Regions from separate parts of the Homo sapiens genome. Here region 2 is linked to region 1. Evidence: chromatin contacts called from ENCODE Hi-C data. All regions are on one chromosome and are shown on one strand. Each heading gives the region's core, a stretch centred on a gene start or an enhancer-like site at or near the end of the contact. The rest is flanking DNA. Distances are from core to core; before and after follow the strand shown.

Evidence for each region. A loop is a pair of places that touch in the nucleus more often than their neighbours do. Pooled maps may share reads with other maps.
Region 2: a loop to region 1 is called in a map of B cell, with 28 times the contacts of the local background. The contact joins the promoter of LMAN1 here to the promoter of NEDD4L in region 1. A Hi-C loop is called at or near these places in 2 of 168 maps with a recorded cell type or tissue (B cell and naive thymus-derived CD4-positive, alpha-beta T cell) and 13 of 50 pooled maps.

The regions. Positions count from the first base shown.
Region 1 is chr18:58,038,956-58,045,861 of GRCh38, reverse strand. It overlaps NEDD4L (NEDD4 like E3 ubiquitin protein ligase), which reads right to left and starts at 1,636. Exons shown (of 31, transcript NM_001144967.3): 1 at 1,154-1,636. The coding sequence starts at 1,201. RefSeq lists silencers at 1,002-1,551, 1,572-1,941 and a cis regulatory region at 3,831-4,243.
Region 2 is chr18:59,354,612-59,361,523 of GRCh38, reverse strand. It overlaps LMAN1 (lectin, mannose binding 1), which reads left to right and starts at 2,259. Exons shown (of 13, transcript NM_005570.4): 1 at 2,259-2,493; 2 at 5,866-6,020; 3 at 6,104-6,211. The coding sequence starts at 2,280. RefSeq lists a silencer at 1,975-2,274 and enhancers at 2,305-2,494, 2,685-2,734, 2,745-2,844.

The DNA of each region.
Region 1 (6,906 bases), core at 387-2,886:
AAAGAGAAATCGAGAACGCCTGAATTTCCAGGCATCAACTTTTCATGAAATGCACAACCAGGATAGGAAATACCTCCCTGCTGAGTAATGCTTCTTGGGTTGTAAAATTCACCTCTCGAAAGGGGAGCCAGACCTGAGCGCGCACCCCGCCAGATGGCAAACCACTCCTACCTGCTCCATCCAGCCTGCCTGTCACGCCGCGCCCGCGACAAGCGTCCCACCCCCCTTTTTGGCAGAGCAACATACCAATAAGAGCCGAGCGTGGCTGGTCGAGAGAGGACTAGGCAGTGATTTAGCAGGATTGTTTCAAAAGGGGGGAGTGGGAGACACGGAAGAGAGAATGAAGGTAAAAACAAAGCCCTTTCCAGTGAAACCGACCGCCTGGGAGGCGTGGCTTATTCAGTCGCTTTATTAATAAAAGAGATCAATTAAGCTTTCCTCTCCCCACCCACCCTGGAGGTGCCGGGCTTTGAATCCTCGGGAGGAAAAAATGGCAGGGCTGCAAGCTTCCTCCCCAAGTTTCCAGGAGCACCTGCCACCAGCCTTGAACACCTCCCCCACCGAGGCTCCGAAATCCACAATCCTGGCCGTAGACTTTGCAAAACGAGGGGAGGGACACACGCAGCGTGTCCCCCATTCCCGCCGGGATAAGCACGCACAGGCTTCTGAGCGCCTGCTGATCCACACAATCATGAGAGAGAAAGTTCCAGGGGGAAACGATCCGGCTTCTCCGCAGTCCCGGGTCTCCAGCCGCGCGACCCAGACGTGACATGCATCATGGACTCCCGGGCTGCAGGGGCGAGAGGCGGAAAGTTGCCCAACAGCCCCGGGAGACGCTGCTTGGAGAGGAAGAGGGAAGAGAGGCACGCATGCCCCCTCCCTCTCCTCCCGAAAGCGAGGAGCTGCGGAGTGAACCCCCAGCTCCAAGGGCGTCGCGCCGCTTTATTTACAAACAATGAGCTCGGCTTGCGGAGGGTGGGGGGTGCGGAAGGACCCAAGCTCCCCTGGATCCCGCTCCGGGGCGCTCCCGCTTTGGGGCTCCCCTGCAGACGCTGGGCACGAGCACCCCGGGGACGGCCCCTTTCCCCTCCCCCTGCCGGCGCGGGATAGGAACTCCCCGGGGAGTCCCGAGCAGGAAGGGGGTGCCACTCACCTCGTCTTCGGAAAGTCCATAGACCGGCTCCCCGAGCCCGGTCGCCATGGAGCCGGCGCCCCGCGCGGGGTCTGAGGCGCTCCCAGCGGCTGTGCTGCGGCGCGGACGGCCGGTTCTCCCCTCTGCCTCCAGGTCCCCCCGGTCCCGCACCCTACCCTGCGCACGCCCTGCCGGGTAAGCGGCCGGGCGCCGGCAGGTGAGGGTGCCCGAGAGCGCGCCCTGGACGCTGCCGGCACCGCTTCCTCCCGGAAGGCTGCGGGACCAGCGGGCGGGCGGCTCCCGAGAGCGCGCCGAGCACCGGGCGGCAGCCCCGGCGCCTCTCACTGCGCGCGGCGGCGGCGCAGACCCGGCCGGGCTTTCCCTCCCCGCGACCCGCGCCTCCCTCCCGCCCCGCCGCTCTCCGCCCCCCTCCGAGCCTCCTCTGCGCTCCCGGGGACCCGGCTCGCCCGCCTCCTCGCTAGCGCCGTCCGGGCCCCCGCTCTCTCCGCCCCCTCCTCCGCCTCCTCCCACCGGCGCCGCGAGGGTACCCTCCCCGTTCGCCGGGGCGGGCACACGCGCCCCCCAAGCCAATCACAGGCCGGGCTGGCGAGCGGGCCGCGGGCTGCGGGGGTGGCGGAGTTCAGCCCCACGCCCACCCCGGCCCGGGGCCTCCAGCGCGGCGCGGCGGGGGTCACCCGGCCGCGGGGCGGATCCGCAGGGGCGTGTACTGGCGCGCTTGGCCGGCGCCGCCGACCCTCCCTCCTCTCCCGGTTTCCCTCCGCTTTAGGGAGGGGGCGGGCTGGACGTTTGGGGGCGATAGAGGATTTTGCGAACAATAACAAAAACGCCCTGAGCGTTTCTTCCTCCCGGTGGTCTTTTTACCGAGAGCCCTGAGCTCGCTGTTAACTGTGAAAAGGGGAAAAGATGGATGTTTCTAGACCCCTTTAAATTCTTTGCGGCCCCGACGAGCAGGACTTGGCTACATTGTCAGCTCCCGGGAGCGAGCCGCCCGGCCCGGCTGCCAGCCGAGGAGAGGCTGCCCCAGTGTGGCCGCAAGTCGCCATTGCCTGTGTCAACCTTGCAGGGAACAAAACCAACATAGCGCCCGCCCCGGTTACACACCCACCCACGCGAAAACAGACAGCATGGTTCTTTGAATAAAAAGCAGTTCATTTGTGAGCCGCAACGTGAAATATCAAACTCAAGCTTAAGGTTATCCTTTGCATATGCAAATGATCGAGACGTCTTATTAGCCACCGTAGGATTCTTCCCACCACCCAGCTACCGTTTCTCTAGCAAGCAGTTCATTTAATCCTTCCGATTTATAGGACTGCAAGAGACTACTTTAAATAAGTGAAAGAAATTCGTCAGTCGACTTTTTCGGAAGCCTTTCCTTAAATTTAGATGTTAAGTGCAGTTGGGAGTTCAAAAAGAAAACAGACGCAGAACATTCCATTTGCCTTTGAAAAGGAAACGTCAAAGTGCCTACTTGGGTATTACCAGGATGCATTTAGGATTTTCATTCAAGGAAGTTCAGAGAGAACTCGCGTGACCCGAAGGAATCATATTCCTCGTTGCCAGCTACATAACTAAATATCTGCTGTTCGCCCTGCTAGTTCGTTTTCAAAAGAGCCCACCCATGCTACCTTAAGCTCTCCTTTGCCTTCCTGCAGCATGACTGGCTTAAAACCTGTGCCGTAGAATGGGTTTCCTTTGACGACTTAGCCCCATGGAGTCAACATCCTACTCAGAAGCCTTCTCTAGAAGTCTTGAGCCGTCAAGTCCACAGTACTTACAGGCCACAAAACCCCCAATGAGAACTATTTATGGAGGACTATTTAAAAGTCAGATTTCTGTCCATTCTTTCAATACTGAGGTTTTTCAACCCTTTCAAACCTCGAGTCTTTAGACCGGGCACGGTGGCTCAAACCTGTAATCCCAGCACTTTGGGAGGCTGAGGCGGGCGGATCATAAGATCGGTAGTTCAAGACCAGCTGGCCAATGTGGTGAAACTCCATCTCTACTAAAAATACAAAAATTACCCAGGCGTGGTGGCGGGCGCCTGTAATCCCAGCTACTCGGGGAGGCTGAGGCATGAGGATCCCTTGAACCTGGGAGGCGGAGGTTGCAGTGAGCCGAGACTGCGCCACTGCACTCCAGCCTGGACCACAGAGCGAGACTCCGTCTCAAAAAAAACAAAAACAAAAAAAAACAACCCTAAAGTCTTTTGATAAACAAAAGGTACACGTGCACACTCTGTCTTTCTCTCTCTCTCTCTCACACACACACACACACACACACACGCATTCTCAGATGCCCTTGCCCTAGCCTGTGACCCTCATGGATGGGAGTCAGTGCTTCTCTACCTACCCTCACTAGCCAAACCTTTGTAAAATTTGTACAGTTTATATTATAAAGGAAGAAAAGTAATTGAATAATAATGCTAGCATTTTGGGAGGCAGAGGCAGGAGGATCATTTGAGGCCAGGAGTTCGAGACCAGCCTGGGCAATATAGAGAGACCCCTGTCCCTACAAAAAAAAAAAAAAATTAAAAATTTGCCAGGTGTGGTGGCATGGGCCCATAGTCCTAGCTACTCAGGAGGCTAAGACTAGAGGTTCACTTGAGCCCAGAAGTTCAAGGTTACAGTGAGCTATGATCGTGCCATTGCACTCCAGCCTGGATGACAGAGAAAGACCCTGTGTCTCTAAATAAATAAATACATAAATAAATAATTCTTAAAATGTGCTGATAGAAAATTATAATTTCTAATTACACAGGACACGCCTTCCACATCCTGGAGGTACACAATTCCAGGCTTCGCCTTTGGGTAAGGCTATGTTATCTGGAAACTGTAGAGGGGTGTGGCAGTTTCTCTTCCTGTCTTTTATCATCTACTCCCACACACCCACCGCAACAGCCTATAGCCCTGCACTCAGGGTCATGTCCTTGTCTTTCCCTGAGGGATGGTTATTAGGAACTATAATATGAAACTTGCCATATGTCACTTATTGTGGGGTGTTTATAAAATCGTGATCCATGACATCAACATCCTCTGTGAGAAGACTAATAAACTAGACATTTATTTCAGATCTATGAAGAAAAGCTCTTTTGCTTTCAAGAAACTGGTAAGCTTTTGCATGGCAGATGACCAAAATTATTAAAACCGACTGTGTTTTTCTATCTACTTTGGCCACCAGGAAGCTCAGAACCAGTTTCATGGTCTTAAGCCATAAAAGAACCCATTAAAAAAAATCCCTTTTGTAACTATATACCAACTTTCCCCCAGTGCTGTGGTTCTCTACTCAGCATGTACATTGCAATCACCTGGGGAGCTTTCAAATAGACTAAGTGCCCGGTAACCAGCATCAGAGGCTATGATTTAATGGATTCTGACATCAGTAGTTTCAACAGCCTCCCAGGTGATGCTAATGTGCATTTAAGGCTGAGAACATCAGCTTAGTTTCCAAATTTTGCTATACATAGAAACATTTGGGAATTTTTACTACTGCTCCTCTCTGCCTCCCACTCCCAGGCGTTATGATTTAATTAGTACAGGGTGCCACATGGGCATCAGGAGCTTTAAAAGTTCCCCAGGTGATCCTAATGCACCACTGCCAAGTTTAGAGACATCTGGCCTAGATTTATATTACTATTCTTTTTTTTTTTCTTTTTCTTTTCCTTTTCCCCGAGAGACAAGTTCTTGCTCTGTTGTCCAGACTGGAGAACAGTGGCATGATCACAGCACACTGTACCCTCAAACTCCAGGACTCAAGTGATCCTCCCACCTCAGCCTCCCAAGTAGCTGGGACTACAGGAGCACACCATTGTACCGGCTAAGGTTTTTTGTTTTTTGTAGAGATGGGGTCTCCCTTGCCCAGGCTGGTCTCGAATTCTAGGCTTCAAGTGATCCTCCCACCTTGGCCTCCCAAAGTGTTAGGATTACAGGCATGAGCTACTGAGCCCAGCCTATATGCCTTTTCTTTATATATTTTCCACCACTCTGTTTTTTCATTCGTTTTTTTTCAACTTAGAGGAAATTGCATGTTATAAACACACTCAAATCTTTTGTGGAGTGAGGTAGAATATAAACAAACATACTTAGAAGACTAGCATCATCAATCAGTTTACCCATCATCTACTCTGAAGTCTCAGATTAGTAATCCAATTTCTTTTCTTTCTTTCTTTTTTTTTTTTTTTTTTTTTGAGATGGAGTCTCGCTCTGCTGCCCAGGCTGGAGTGCAGTGGCGTGATCTCGGCTCACTGCAAGCTCCGCCTCCTGGGTTCACGGCATTCTCCTGCCTCAGCCTCCCAAGCAGCTGGGACTACAGGCGCCCGCCACCACGCCCGGCTAATTTTTTGTATTTTTAGTAGAGACGGGGTTTCACCTTGTTAGTCAGGATGGTCTCGATCTCCTGACCTCGTGATCCACCTGCCTCGGCCTCCCAAAGTGCTGGGATTACAGACATGAGCCACCTAGCCCAACCTAGTAATCCAATTTCTTTGGGGGTGAGGGAGGACAACCCTTAAAGGGAACTATTCAGCAGGTGTATCAAAAGCAATGTTTCCTCCAGTCCGTTTTGCATCTACCCAACAATTACATAGAACCTTAACTTGTAGAGTCTCCTCTAGAATTCGTTTCCCTTTGTTCCCTTTGCAGGCTGCCTTTAGCATCTTAGATTTGATACTGTGGGTGTTTGGCAAATACTCTTCACTTGGATCATCAGAAATGAAAAATTAGCAGGAACAATTTTAAAGTACAATGGGTAATCACAAATAGGGAACATTTTAATGCTAAGCCTCTTTACAAATTATTGAGTTGTCTTAGCAAAACTATGTAGATCATAATCACATCTGGGAAGTACCCAAAGAAGAAGAATACATAATGTCACATGTTTAAGTTTCATATAAATAACACTCGATTTTTCTCTTCAATTTTCAGTGATGATTTGTCTTCTTTAAAAAGAAGGCCTATTAAGCAGACATTTCGAAGATGGCCACAAACCTGTAAAAACTGGTATCATCTTGGAACTCAGCACCATTCCTTGACACACAGAAATGTAACAAATTTAAGCCGTTTATGATCATATAAGAAATCTATATTATGCTTCAAATTTTTGACAAATATAGAGGTGGGTAGCAAAGAATGACTTGTAAATAGCTCATCTTTTTGTATAAAAATAGCTACATTAGGCCATTCTTGCAATGCTATTAATGAAGAAATGCCTGAGGCCAAGCACAGTGGCTCACACCTGTAATCCCAACACTTTGGGAGGCTGAAGTGGACAGATCCCTTGAGTCCAGGAGTTCGAGACCAGCTGGGCAACAAAGTGAGACCTCATCTCTAAAAACAAAAAATACAAGAATTCGCTGGGCCTGGTGGCTTGCGCCTGTAGTCTCAGCTACTCAAGGAGCTGAGGCAGGAGGGTCCCTTGAGCCTGGGAGGTTGAGGCTGAGGTGTGCCGAGATCACACCACTGCACTCCAGTCTGGGCAAAAGAGCCAGACCCTGAAAAAAGAAAGAAAGAGAAAGAAAGGAAGAAAGAAAGGAAAGAAAGAAAAGAAACACCTGAGGCTGGGTAATTTATAAAGAAAAGAGGTTTAATGGGCTCACGGTTCTGTGGGCTGTACAGGAAGCATGGTGCTGGCATTTGCTTCTGGGGAGGCCTCAGGAAGCTCACAATCATTGGTGGAAGGCGATGGGCAGCCATCACGTCACATGGTGAGAGCAAGAGCAAGAGTGGGTTGGGAGGTGCCACACACTTTTAAACAACCAG
Region 2 (6,912 bases), core at 1,010-3,509, 1.3 Mb before region 1:
CAACATTAAGAGAGTGAAAAGTCATCCCACGAAGTGGGTGCAAATATTCGCTATATGTATATATCCAAGCAGAGACAGGTATTCAGAATAAAGAGTTTCTACAAGCTAACAAAAAAAGTCAGACAGCTGAAGCCCTCACATACTGCTGATGGCAGTGTAAATTAGCACAACCACTCTGAAAATTTGGCAGGATCTACTATGACCCAGCAACTCTACTCCTAGTTACATACCCAGTAGAAATTTTTTTTTATTATACTTTAAGTTCTAGGGTACATGTGCACAACGTGCAGGTTTGTTACATATGTATACATGTGCCATGTTGGTGTGCTGCACCCATTAACTCTAGAAATGTGTGTTTTTTAAAAAAAAAATCTGGATGCTGGTTGCATGGGAGGTATTCATTTTGGGAAAAATTCATTGAGTTACATTCTTAAGGCTGGCATAATTTTCTCTATATAATATGCTTCAATAAAACAGTTTTTTTTTTAAGAAACAGCTTCACAGAACATAAAGATTTACATTTATGGTTCAGCAAAATTACAAATATTTACTTGTATTATGCTTGAAATTCAGGTCCCTCATGAGTTCAAATCATGCGTAATGAATTGAAAATACTTAATATACATAATGTTTAACATAAAACGGTTCTTAAGATTGAAGGCTTCAATGATAGAATGGCTGGAATTGAAACCTACCTCTGCCACTTACTGTGTGACATTGGGCAAATTATTTAATCTATGCTTCTGTTTCCTCATCTGTAAATGGAAATATTAATGGCATCTACCTTAGAGGGCTGCTGTCAGCATTCAATAAGTTAACATATGTTGAAGGCTTAGTGCAGTTACACACAGAAAGCACTCAGTAAGTGTTTGCCATTTTTATAACATTAATGTTTGTTTAACAAATATTTATGGAATCTTCACTCTGTGCAAGGCATAGAGCTGGTTGCCAGAGCAATGAGAGAACCAAAGAAAATAAAATGATTAAATCCTATGGGTTGAAAACCATGGAGAGTCCAGGGCAATGACGCACATACACCATACAGTGGATAAATGTTTGTTACTGCTGCTGCTGAGATAGCAGTAAGTATGGTACTTTCATTTAAATTACATCTCGAGACTAGCAGGCGGAAAGCCTTAAATCCATATTCAACTTGAAGGTTTTATTTGAGCACTAGAAAGAGATTTAACAGTAATGGCCCATGAATCCGAAGATGGGATTCAACTTCCAAAACTGGGAAGTTAATGAAAAATAAGTTTAAGTAATGCGGGTATTGAGTCCCTAGGGCTAGTGTGGCGTTCATGTAGCCCACACGAACAGAGCTAATAAAAAGCCATGTGTAAAAACAATATAAATCATACTGCTGTTTCTTGGACTTGAAAAACTCATCATGACACATTTTTGAAAAAACAAAACTTTGGATTACCATGAATATTTTGACGATATTTTTTCCTAAGCAAGGGAAAGAGGAGTCCCCTTTAAAATATAGAACGTATTCATTGAGTGGAAGACCGATCCTATATCAAATGTCCAGGTTCTACAGACGCCTGGGTCCATAGCACATTATCCCTCTCACCAAAACCAAACCAAACCAAAGTCAGTTTCATTTGAATGCACTCTTGCCATGGTTTCAAAATTTGGAAAGCTCTTGGAATTAAATTTTGAGATGTAAAGGCTGGCTGACAAATTCACAGAAACCCTCTTTCCGACACCAACTTATAAATCCTAAGGCATCCTACAACCCCGTGGGTGCTGGTTTCTAGTTTGCAACGCTCTAACATAGCTTGGTAGAGCTCAGTGGGCTGGGACCATAAGCATTCGGGATTGTGCCACTGAAAAACTGATGTCACATCAAAAGGAACACCTTTCTTCTAATATACTAAAAAGGTTTTGTACAGGCTGGGTCCAGAGGTCTTAGGGCTAGCCAATTCCTGCTCCCAGGTATTCTAAGAAGCCGGAGAAAGCTCCCTGCAGGTAAGGACCCATCGGCGCTTCCCGCACTCTGCCGCGCGGGAAGCGAAGGTTGGAGTCCTTTCCCCACCCCCGGAGGGTGGGCGGGGCCGAAGGACCGCACCGCCCCAGACCCGCCCCCTGCGCGTGGCCCCGCCCACAGCTGCTCCTGGCCGTGCGGCCGCGCGGAAAGCGGAGGCCGGGGGCGGGGCTCACCCCTTGCCCTTGGGGGTCCCCCGGGCTCTGCCAATCAGCGAGCGCCCTGTTGGCCATCCGCAGCCATCCGCGCCCCTCCCTCTCCCGCCCTCCTCCGCGTTCCAGAATCCAAGATGGCGGGATCCAGGCAAAGGGGTCTCCGGGCCAGAGTTCGGCCGCTGTTCTGCGCCTTGCTGCTGTCACTCGGTCGCTTCGTCCGGGGCGACGGCGTGGGAGGAGACCCCGCGGTCGCGTTGCCACATCGCCGTTTCGAGTACAAATACAGCTTCAAGGGGCCGCACCTGGTGCAGAGCGACGGGACCGTGCCCTTCTGGGCCCACGCGGGGAGTAAGCCGGAGCAGAGGGCTGGGGGCCGGGTTCCTCTCCCCCTTCTGCTGCCTCTTCGCCTTTCATCCGCGGCTACCCTGGTGTGCTGAGGTTCCCGTTCCAGCAGCTGCACACCATATGCGCTGTGGAGGGGACCCTCCTGGCAGCCCCTCCGCCGGGTCCCTCCTGGTTCGCACGGTTCCCTCCGCTTGTCCCCGAGTCTTTCCCTCACCCATTCTGTTCTCTCTCACCCGCCTGCTGTCTTCCCTTCTTTGATCTCGTCGGTACTTTCCGTTGGATCTAGAGGTGTTTGGTTACCTCCTACACTTCCTAGCACTCAAACTTGCTTCTAGGTATCATGTTTCACAACGCCACGTCTCTAGGAGAAATGTGCCCTACCCCCAGCCATCCCAACCTGAGACATGTTCTAGAAGCCCCCTTACTTCCTTTCCCGCTTCCACCCCCCACCCCCGATCCCCGATTTCTTTGCTCCGGTGTTAGCAATGGTTAATGCTTCGCTTGAACCCCATGCCCACTGACGGCTCCTGAGATGGCATATAGTAGTATTAGAGTAATTTTTTAAGTCTTTGTATGTCAGAAGACATTCTTATACTGTTGGAACTACACATTTTCCTCTCAGTGACTTGGTGTGGTCTTTGATCTTTTCTCTCGTAGTAACACATTATGTAACTTTTTAGGAGAAGGGATATATTTTTAGGGATTGATTGTTTCTGAACCTGAGACTAAGAATAGCATTACATTTTTAGCCCTTTAAAAAAATTGGAAGCATTGAAATAATCTTGGGTTCATATTTTATTCACTCTCTGTGTTTGGCACTTTTGTAGATAAGAGAGCCTTGCTAGAGCATTTACTTACGTGAAAGAAAACATATCTGCACTTTTTAGTGCTGATGTGTCACTGCTGACTAAGGAGTCAATCGTAGCACTTGGCATGACATAAGCTCTGTTCAGTGACCATCAGATATACCCGTTGAACAAGTGGCAAATGCCTTTATATGAGATGAGGAGCTCTGGCAGTTTGAATTCTATCTTTGTGTGTGATTAATCTTTTTTTTTTTTTTTTTTTTTACTATAAGGTTTAGGGTACATGTGCACAACGTGCAGGTTGGTTAGTATGTATACATTTGCCATGTTGGTGTGCTGCACCCATTAACTAGTCATTTAACATTAGGTATATCTCCTAATGCTATCCCTCCCACCTCCCCCATAAGTAATCTTTTATATAAGGTTTTTATACATCACTTTAGATTATCCAGTTCTTGAAACAAAATGTTTCATTTCTAGAAAGTAATTACTGAATAGGAAGCACCCTTTTAGGAAGCGCTATTTCTCTCAAATTAATGTGTAATTGAAAGGTATAGATTTTAATTTGACTTAATGACCAAGTCATTAAGTAGTTGAAGTAGAGTGCAGTTATTTCGTTACTCAGCAGTCATTTATTATGTGCCCATGCAGCAAGGGTATATTACTGGGCATTTGTTATCAAGGTATCTCTATTCTTGATACACAAAGGTGATGCAAATGATATCAAACACAAGTTTTTGGAGTTTTTGTTTCTATTTGTGGGATGATGAATTATTCAGTAGTGATGGATTTGTTCACACATTTTCACTTCTACACCTCTCCACTGCCTGCCTGTTCTTCTATCCCTTTTCTCTTTTTCTCACACTCACATACACTACATTAGCCAATTAGGAATGTTAATCAACTAGTCAAATCAGCTACCTTGACTTCCTTTACAGAGCCGGAACCAACTAATCTATTCTGCTGCAGAAATGTCAAGATAATGTACCAGTAAATTAAAGCCGTGTGGCTAGAATGAATTTGAAACAAAGTATTAGTATTTTAGCCATGATTTATCTGGCTACTGGCTCTGGGAATCTCTGCTATAGACATCCCTTGCTTTCATTGTCACTGTAGTTTTTGCATAAGCCTCACTGTAACTACATTGATCATTTTTTTCTTTTCGTTTTGCTCTGCAATTCATTACTTTAAAAAAAAAGTAGAGAAATTTAAGATCTAGTTTAAACACAGCCCTTTACCTTCAACCCCAAATTAAGACCAAATCTATGGTGTTTCTCTTTCTTAACTCTAATGTTCCTTTAGTACACTTAAGGCCATAAGGGCAAAAAATGATAATTTGTAACCCTTTATAGCTCTCAGAGTTCTTTCACTTTCATTCTCTGATTTGATCCTTAGTAGACAAGGCGGGTGTTATCTGTTTTATAGATGAAAAACTGATGTTCAGAAAGGTTAAGGTTTTTGAAAAAGGATACATAAGTAGTAAGTGTCAGTGAAGTTGAACTCAAATCTAGGTCTTCTGATTCTGTGTTCAGTCTCTTTCCATGATGCCCACACCCCATCCTTTGAATGTTTGTAAGTAACAGTGAACAGTGACTGATCCTACTAAAGTATCTCAGCTTTCCTTTTTGTCAACTTTTTTCTACCTGTAAAGTGAGATTACAGTTACAGTTGTATTTCCCAGCATGGGTTTCAGAATTAGTTAATATCTGAGAGCTAGAATTGTTCAAATTTTAAGTCTGATAGACCTTTAGTAATTACCTAGTCTAATAATAGGAGAAATAGCTAACATTTATTGAAACATTTAAAGCTACTTGTGTAGGCACTTAAATACCTATGAGGCTGTTCAAGAAATGGAGTAACTTGCCTACAGATCAAACAGCTAGTAAGTAGTAGAGCTGGGGCTTGAACCTAGCCTGGAGATGTAAACCACCGTTTTAGGGATCACTATTTTCTCTGAGAATCTTCTGAAGAATTGCTTTTTGAAGTTCAGTTGACCCTCTCCATGGAAGAATGTATATAAGTACAGTATTTTGCATATAACTTTTAGGGTGTTTATGGAAGTGATCGAGCCTAGCTCCTTCATTTTACAGGTAAACATATGGTGAATCCAAGAGAATAAGAGAATTATTTGCTCAAAGTCACACAGCTGAACTGAGACTAGGAACAAGTCTCTTGATTCCTAGTGGTATGTTCTTTTCACACTGTTTGAGCTTTCTAACCTTTGCAAACAGGTAAAATACGTTGCAGCTTTTCTAAAAATACAAATTTTTAAGGTTTTTAAAAAGAATGTTATGAGACTCAGATAGTTTGCCTTAAAGTCATAATTCCCTTTCTCTCACCCACTGTCCCTGTAATTTTTAGTGTATGAGTGTAGCTTTAATTTTTTTTATTTGATAAGGGAGGTGTTAGCCCTAAACTTTTAAAGTTAAAACTGTCAACATGAAATTTTTTCCAAATCATTATTGTACAGGTTACTAAGTCTCTGTAGGTATATTTAGCAGTTTGGAAATGATCATTGAGTTTTACCTAATTATAACTTAAAGCTTTTTTCCCCTGATTTCTGTTCTAGATGCTATTCCAAGTTCAGATCAAATTCGAGTAGCACCATCTTTAAAAAGCCAAAGAGGCTCAGTGTGGACAAAGACAAAAGCGGCCTTTGAGAACTGGGAAGTTGAGGTGACATTTCGAGTGACTGGAAGAGGTCGAATTGGAGCTGATGGCCTAGTATGATCATTTCTTTAACTTAGAAAATGTGCATAAATGCATATACCACTAGCCTCTAACTGTTCCCTATTACATATTTTCAGGCAATTTGGTATGCAGAAAATCAAGGCTTGGAGGGCCCTGTGTTTGGATCAGCTGATCTGTGGAATGGTGTTGGAATATTTTTTGATTCTTTTGACAATGATGGAAAGGTATATTTATTGTCAGGACTGTTATCCACTTTAATACATCTATCAACAGAGTTAGGCTGTGAGAAATAATAGCTTATTCAATGCTTTCATCAGTTTGATAGTACAGAACTCCCCAAGCTATATGGTAAATGTGATAATTAGTCTTTATATAGCTAGGAATGTATCAGTTTAATTTACATGTGCATGATTTTTTGTACATCAGCTTGAGGGCATAGTAGAGCCCTGACTCTCAGAACTTTGCAGTGACCCCTGCTCCCATGGCCCTATTTAATGGATAAATACAAATCCTTAGACGTAGGTGGTGAAAACAGTAGTGTTTAGGAGACTCTACTAAACACTTACATAAGCACATCCAAGTCCATGACTAATGCTAGCTCACATATTCATGTCTGGTCATATGTTAATCATTCTTTTTGATCGGGCCAATTTTTCTGATGATCTCTCCTAAAACAGTTAAGATCAAAATGTACTTACAAATTGGAAACATTAGCTTGTGGCTTAACAGCCTTAAGGTTGATGATCTTCCCATCAGCTGGTTGTTTCTCTATTAATTTTCAGGGGTTATTGTTAGCAATTTAAAGAACTTTAGTAATTCCTTGAGTGCCAAGGCCAGGTTATTTTAAAATTTTGAGTCCTAGAATCTTAGATATGTAAGTCACTTCATAGTACATCAAGAATGATGTAGAATGCTTTGATTAAAG